Linked DNA regions of Homo sapiens: region 1 is linked to region 2. The links are chromatin loops, found by intact Hi-C in ENCODE. Cell type or tissue: gastrocnemius medialis. All regions are shown on one strand. Region 1 overlaps MECOM (MDS1 and EVI1 complex locus). Region 2 has its middle 36 kb from the start of MECOM.

What was found. A loop is a pair of places that touch in the nucleus more often than their neighbours do. Peaks named below come from ENCODE experiments on the same cell type or tissue, not always from the same donor. Only the 100,000 strongest peaks of a DNase experiment are listed, where the experiment ranks them.
Region 1: it touches region 2 in a loop (5-fold over the local background); 1 of 110 quality-filtered maps calls a loop at or near these places.

Annotation. Positions count from the first base shown.
Region 1 is chr3:169,615,639-169,619,638 of GRCh38, reverse strand. All of the region lies in intron 1 of MECOM (MDS1 and EVI1 complex locus), which reads left to right. Among named protein-coding and RNA genes, the nearest start is that of MECOM, 46 kb to the left of the region's middle. In gastrocnemius medialis, no CTCF peak of the experiment used is centred here; no DNase peak of the experiment used is centred here; H3K27ac peaks cover 1,537 bases.
Region 2 is chr3:169,697,298-169,701,297 of GRCh38, reverse strand. No RefSeq gene overlaps it. Among named protein-coding and RNA genes, the nearest start is that of MECOM, 36 kb to the right of the region's middle. In gastrocnemius medialis, no CTCF peak of the experiment used is centred here; a DNase peak (open chromatin) is centred at 1,637; H3K4me3 peaks cover 941 bases; H3K27ac peaks cover 2,673 bases.

The DNA of each region.
Region 1 (4,000 bases), 82 kb after region 2:
GTCAACAAGGTAAGGGCTGTGTGGTTAACTAGCAAGTGAGAAGGGACTTTGGAATTAAGGCTCGGTGGTGGCCTGCCTTTGTTAAAATCACTGGATACCTGGGGCCCAATCTTCTCCCCAGGTGAAGGGAGGAAAGAGACAGTGAGGGGAGAAAAGTGACAGCAAAATCTTGAGGTGCCTCCCTGCTTCATGAGCACCCAGGAGGGGAAGGGCCAGGTGGGCAAAGGCATCCAGGGCTCTCCTTCCTTTTGTGTAGTGGTGACACCTCTCCAGCCCAGCCTTATTTGTGGGATGTGGAGCTGTGTGACGTGTTGCGGTTGATTTATGGGCAGCACCGAGCAGTAATCCCTCCCCTGGCTCTCTCCTCGGCCTTCTCAGCACAGCGGCACTAAATATCCAGCCCGACTGGGGATGCGCTGCGGCCGGTGCACCCGGAGTGAGGGCTGTGTTAGCCTCTCAATTTACTTTTTCAGAACCACGATAAATTCAGGTACAAATGGCAGCAAAATTAACTGTGAAAATGCCACCATATTTTGCAGGCCAGTTGCTGTTAGCTTCAATCTGGTTTGGTTTTTATAGCTGTTTCTCTTTAGTAGAAAAGAGTGGACTTTTTTTTTTTTTTAAATGTTTAGATGACAGATTACCAGCTTCAACAAAATGCTGCTACTAAGCAGAAGAAACAACTGTCTTTTTTCTTAGAGGACGGTGGCTTTTAGGTATAATGCCTACTTTATAGTTTGTGTTAGATTTTACTATCTTCTTTGAGAAATGCTCACGTATTTTTTATTACTAATACTGAGCAAATATTTAATTGATTTATGCTCTATATCTCACATACAGTGGGGAAGCAAAAGGCAAATTAATATTACTAAACCAGAATTATTCTGATTTTTTTAGGTGGGTGTAAGCCATGGTGAAATTTATCGGTTGTTGTTTAATGACCCAGTGTTATCAGCTGTATTTTATTTTTTCTATTTATTTTTGAGATGGAGTCTCACTCTGTCACCAGGCTGGAGTGCAGTGGTGTGATCTCGGCTCACTGCAACCTCCGTCTCCTGGGTTCAAGCAATTCTTCTGCCTCAGGCTCCTGAGTAGCTGGGACTACGGGCGCGCGCCACCATGACCAGCTAATTTTTTGTGTTTTTAGTAGAGACGGGGTTTCACCATGTTGGCCAGGATGGTCTTGATCTCTTGACCTCGTGATCCACCCCACCATAGCCTCCCAAAGTGCTGGGATTACAGGTGTGAGCCACCGCCCAGCCTATTTTTTCTATTTTTGATAAAGTGAACTGAAGTGACAAATTATGTAAAAAGCTACTGGGCCATTATGAAATATAATCTGGTTGAGATATGAAGGGCTAGTGGGAGTAAACGAAAGGAAGTGTGTGTGGTTCAAACTCACCTTGACACCTATTTGTTGGGCCTTCTTAGACAAGTCACTTATTATTTCTATGTGGAAATGTCTTTGTTTCTAAAATGGGATTAACTATATGCCATGGCCCCATATTGGGACTAGATGCAATGATAGATCTGAAGTTGTGATCTCATTTTGATGGCACTGAAAGGGAAGACAAAGAAGCTTAAGGAGGAGAGGAAGAAAAGTCTAGGGTCTGCCTGGGAGCTATGAAGGAGGAGAAAGCTTGGAAAGAGCTCAGTGCAAAGGAGCTGAGGGTTGAGGAGCCAAGGTTATGAAGAATAAAGATCCACTCACCTGAGACAGGAGAGGGGAGACAGTTGTTCTAAGAAGTGTCCCAGGGCTGGTCAAGGCTCAGGAGTTCAGGGCCTGAAACTCTCTTCATGGTTCTAAATGGTTGGTATAGACTCTGATGGCAGGTGGGCTACCCATTCTTTGGCTAAAACAATTATCAGTATGAAATTTTCTCCCTTTATAATCCCGCCCCTCCCATTAGCTGCTAGATTCTGGCCAATATGAGGTAGGGGACAAGTCTTTATAGACCAAAGTTGCTCAAAGAAGAGAAAAACCAAAGGCACCGCAGACCAAGTTTTATAAGTGATGTCAGCTTTTCTCTAACTCTGCTTTGGTTGTTGCTCTAAAGTGTTGGGGTCAAGTTTCTTAACTTCATTTGGACTGGCAGGAAAGAAGACACCTAGTGGAACTTTTAATCAGACAAGCACTATACAGTATACTTTGCCACTCAAAGTATAGTCTATGGACCAGTAACTTGGGAGCCTGTTAAAAATGCAGACTCTCAGGCCCATCTCAGATCTACTGAACTAGAATCTGAGTTTTAACAACATTCGCAGGTGATTTATGTAAACATTGAAGTCAGGTCAAGACTCCTTCTGGGTGCACATGAACATTCACAAACACACAAATATTCATTATGCAAATGATTTACTTTTATTGTAAGGTTATAAAAATATAGAAATACATAAAAAATAATAATTACCTATGGTCCTACCTCTGTTAGGGGTCTTTTAATTTTCTTTATCTTTTAATTGAAGAAGTCTAGACTTTTTTGTGAGGGGGAAAGCCATTCTTCTACAAAGCCACTCCCATATCTTAAAAAAATATACTGGGTTTGACTAATTGCTCCTAGTTTTGTGGGAGGGCGAAGAAAATACAATGAAAATAGAGATATAACCCTAGTTTCTGTTGTGTCACAAACTTTCAAGACTTACAAGGAATTGGAGAATAGAATTGATTATTAACTTTAAGCTATTCTATACTCATTTTAATTCCAACATTTGGTTGATTTATGTTACAAACAGATTTGGTATCATAAATGGGCTCAGAGCTCTATGCATCTAAGGTTCAACAAACCTACTTCATCTGTATGTGGAAGTTGGTAGGAAAACATGTATCAGAATTTCCCTTCCTCTTTGAGCAGTCTATCTAGAAAGATTAATTGACCCAACTCTAAAGGGTGGCTTTGTAGATGATTTTTAGCAGGAGGTAGGTGATGTAGTTTGAACAATGTTTTCTTTCAGTGAAGCCGAAATCTTTGTTACTGCTTTTCAACTATAAGGAATAAATTGGCCGTGTGCAGTGACTCGTGCCTATAATCACAGCACTTTGAGAGGCTGAGGCTGGTGCATCACCTGAGGTCAGGAGTTTGAAACTAGCCTCGCCAACATGGCATCTCTACTAAAAAAATACAAAAATTAGCCAGGTGTGGTGGCAGGTGCCAGTAATCCCAGCTACTTGGGAGGCTGAGGCAGGACAGTCGCTTGAACCCAGGAGGCGGAGGTTGCAGTGAACCAAGATCGTGCCACTGTACTCCAGCCTGGGCAACAGAGCAAGACTCTATCTCCAACCAAAAAAACAAAAAAACCAAAACCAAAACCAAAAAAACTCTAAGGAATACATTTCTTTTTCTGAGCCCCCTCTTTTCTTCCCCAAACTTCGTGAGAATTTAATTCACCAAAATAGGGTGAGATGAAGCTTTCCTTGATGCCTCCATGCCTCCTTTGCACAAGTTCAATGTTTAGAGGTTTCCCAGCAATTGTCCCCAAGCAGGCAGCATGCTTTGGGCATTGTCCTCATGGGTAGGAGATGCTCCTGGGGGAGAACCAGCCAGTATGCCACAGAGCTGAGCTCTTACTGACAGCGACTCCCCCTCTGCCTCCCACTCCCAGTTTCAAGGGCTGGCTGGCTGGGCCATTCTCGAAGATTTGGAAAGGAGCCACCAACAGGAATGATTGAACAATTGCTCTGTGAAACTTGAGATAACACTTTGTTCCACCACAGTGGAATTGCTGTGTGACAGAAGGAAATTATCATTTAGTTTTTGGTTAACATTTATGTGAGAAAAATAAAATTAAAGTTGATGGTATCTAGTCCAAGAAATGCTTGTATTTATTTTAAAGAATATTAACTTAGCACTTTTGTAGAGTGAGGGTAACCATCTTTGGAAGATTCATTGTTTGAGTTGCAATTGAAATCAAAACAAAACAAAATGAAAACCAATAATGTCCTTTAAGAAGCCAGTGGAATGCCTCCTGGCTATCAAATTCAGTTCCCTGAAATCAATGGGAT
Region 2 (4,000 bases):
TAGGTTTTGGTTAGCATCATGGAGTAATATGGCAAACTTTCCTTGAAGTTGGTAGGGAATCATGATCTTGGCAAGGGGCAGTACAAAAAGAGGGCAAGAAATTTTAAAAGAGGGGTGCTGTTAGGGATTGGGAAATGATATATAGTGTGATTAAAAGCATGGACTCTAGGCTCCGGATTGTTTTCAGAACTTAATTTGCCTTAAGTTTAAATTCTAGCTCTACCATTTTATAGTTGTATCACCTTTGGCAAATTAATCTCTCTGGACGATTTCTTTATCTGCAGAAAGGTGGTTGTAAAGATTGAATAGGATAATACTTCATCAGGTACCTAGTACATATTAAAGCTCAATAAATATTACTTTAAAAATTATATCACATAAATGAAGACTGTTTCTCAACTAAAACCACATCATTAACCAAAACCTCTAAACTCTCTATTTTGTATCCAGATAAAGTTTAAAAGTTTGGGAAAGAAGAGCTGGAAATGCTGTTGTGTGGTGGAGGAAATGGGTGGGGGAATGAATTTATTATAGTAGTTTGGTTTAAAAACTTTTAAAATCGGTATAGTTTTGAGAGGTACATAGGCAGATTTGTTACATGGATATGTTGTGTAATGGTGAATGAAGTCTGAGCTTCTAGTGTGCCATTCACCTGAATTAGTAAACAGTGTACCCAATAGGCAATTTTTCAAACCTCATCTCCCTGCCACCCTCCCCGCTTTAGAAGTCCCCTGTGTCTATTATTTCTCTCTATATGTCCATGTGTACCCATTCTTTAGCTCTCACTTATAACAGAGAACCTGTGGTATGGTGGTTTGATTTTGCCTCTCCTGTCTGTGGATTGGAAGTTGAGAAACACCGGTTCAGAAGTGGAGGAGGAGCTGATTGCTTCCTTTGCATATAGGGGAGGGTGGAACTGAAGTGCATGGATGTGAGAGCGTGTGAGGTGCTGCTGGGATGTGGAGGAATGAGGTAACAGTTGCGGGAAATGGGCTGGAGGGTCTCACAAATAGGAGGTCAAGGGTGGAGTGATAAATGAGGACCTGAGTTTTGGAAGACTTTATAGGCCGACACATCCGCAGTTCCAAAGGGCTCGAAATGATAGCTGGGGCCTGGCTCAGGCACTGTTCGAGAACACCCACCCTGATGTTAATGATTAGCAACAGCCTAAAGAAGGGGGTCACATCTCCCACTTACAGAGAATGCATTTGGTTTTCTAACTGTGTTCAGACTGTGCTAATTTTACATGGCTGAAACATTTACTTCCCTGGTGTCTGAAGCAGGCATGACAGTGGAACCAGCCACTGGGGAAGGAAGGCTTGCTCTTCTCTTCTCACGGGGCCTGTTGTGAACGTGCTACCAGGTCACTAGCAGTCTGTATTCATGTTTGCGTCCACTGTTTCAAGTTCCCCAGGGAGATATGAGGAATTCCGGAGACAGTGGTGCTGCCCAGCTGCATGTGTCCAGAGGTCACTCTGCTCTCTGCTTGGGGTCAGAAAAGTAGGGAAAAGAATCGAGTGGACATGGAGTGCCGGCATGAGAGCTTTTGCCAAGATCAAAATGTTCCCCATCGCTGTGAGCAGATGAGATCTTGGAACCTGGACGCACACAGTCCCAGCTCCAGCAGGGCTTCTGGCAACAACCCCAGTGTCTTCAGCTACAGACACCACCTCTGTGAATGCCAAGAAAAGCAAACACAGGCCCCAGATCTCCTGTTGCACCAACTGGAAAGAAGCCCACAGCAGAGGAGCTGAGCTGTGAGGACAATCTTCCCGTAGCTCTTAATTTTCCACCATTCTTCCCCCATCTGAATCAAACAAACAAACAACAAGCTTGTAATAAAATTTGCAGGTGTGGCTGGTTTATATTCTGGGATTCTTTTTTGATCAAATTCCCGATAGGATGCTGGGATAAAATGGTGAATAAAGCTGTATAATGCAGTGTGTCCCAGACTTTTCAGACTGAATAGAAGGGAAGGAAACCCTGGAAAAGCAGAGACTTCATTCCCTCCTTGGGAGCTGGCTCTTTTTAGTGGCCCAGGATAGTGTCACTCAAATCCTCTCCAGACAGCCCTTTGGAAACATATTCCATGTTCCTCTTCTTAGGGATGTGGGTAGGAGTGGGGGTGGAGATGGTTCTGTAAAGCTTGAGGAGCAAGGTAATAAAGTGGCACCTTAAAATCCTGGCCATCCAAGATTAATGACAAGACTGGGAATTTACTTGGGGGAAATGCTTTTCTCAGCCTTAGGAGCAGAAAAGTGTAATTACTAATATCAAGAATGATAATTGCTACCAAGGAGAAGAAAATGTTCATAGTTTACCAAAGCAAAATGTGAGCTGTTAGTGGCATACAGGTGAGTGGGGAATCTGAGATCTGAGGCATCTGAATTACCAGAAAAGAAAGAATCTGGGGGCTATTGGTGACTCAAATCTTCAGATATTTCCAAGGCTTTAGTTTTCTGATTAAACAAAGTTTAGTCCTGTTTCCAGTCAGTTGCCAGTTTTCTGAATTAAGGTCAATCAACTAATATGGGTCATATTTAATGTGTGAGGCATTGGGTTCCCTTGGATTATTCCCTAAATTAATCTTCCTTCCTGATCCCTGGATACACTTTCTGCCTCTGTGTCTTCCCTCTTCTAATTCATCCTCCACTCCCTATCACACTGGCCTACTCAAGATACTTTAAAATTAGGGAAATTTTCAAACATTAAAAAATTTAGACAGACTATCCCAAAAGGCCACCATATCTGTCACTCAGCAATTATCAACATTTTATGAGTCTTCTTCATTTTTCTCCCTTATTTCAAAACAAATCCCAGAGAGCATATCCCAGATAGCGAAAAGGATTTTTCACTCTTGAACATAATTTCTCCTTTGTTACCTCTATTGAAAAAACATGTTTCTCTGTTTTAAATTTTTTATTGTGAAATATGCATACAAGAGGGTGTTTAAAATGCATAGGAATACTTAATATAAAACAAACAAAAACTAAAATAGTCATGAACCTACTTCCCAGGTTAGGAAATAGAATGTTGATCCTTTTTTTAAAAAAAAAAAAAGAGTTTGCCTTGTATTTCCTATATGATGGTAAACTAGCATGGATTCTTGGTCCCTCCCCTAAAGTTTGACCTATTGGGAACTATAGAAGGGAGAACATTATTGCTGCTGCCATCGCCCCAGAAACACAGGGCTCTCAATTTGGCCATATCCACCCAGAATAATCAGACTGCCCTTTGGCTCTGTGTTTCGTTCTCTCAATATATGAAAATTCTGATGGAGGCATCTGATTGGTCAAGTCCAGGTTACATGATTATGCCCTGCCTGCTAATGAGTTGGGACAGGGAATCTGATCCCCTGTTGATTTCTCTCAAGGGAGGAAGGGGCCCTGCCTTTACTCATCTTTTATTTTCCCCTAATATGAAGACGATTCATGTGCTGAGCACAAAATGACAAAACCCATTTTTCCAAGTATGTATGTCCAGCGTAGGCCAGTCTTCTGAGCTCTAGTTGGTATGTCCAACATCCTACTTCTCATCCCTACATGTTTGTTTCACGTTTAGCCTGTGCAAGTCTGAGCCTATCATTTTTTTCCCCAAATCCTCCTTCTCCTCTGTTGCTTTACTTGGTGAATGGCACTGCCATCTCCTAGTCTCCCAAATCAGTAACCTGTACACTATGCTGGAATTCTCCAATGTCTTTTCTATTTAGTCTTCACATCCTTTGAATGTATCTCTAGCCTGCTTCCCTTGTCTCCCGCTCTTTGCTTAATTCAAGCCCTCATCATCCTTCAGCTATGGTAGCCTTGTCTTTGTATTTCTCTAAAAGCAGATTCTGAGATAAAGGTTTGAGTGCAAATAATTTATTTGGGAGGTGAGAACCACAAGGATAGAAGAGTGGGGAAGTGAGACAAGGAAGGGCAAATAGCCAAAAGTTCTGTTGTCAAGATGGCTACCACCGTGGGCCACTGGAGTTTAATCCCAACTGGGACTAACACATGCT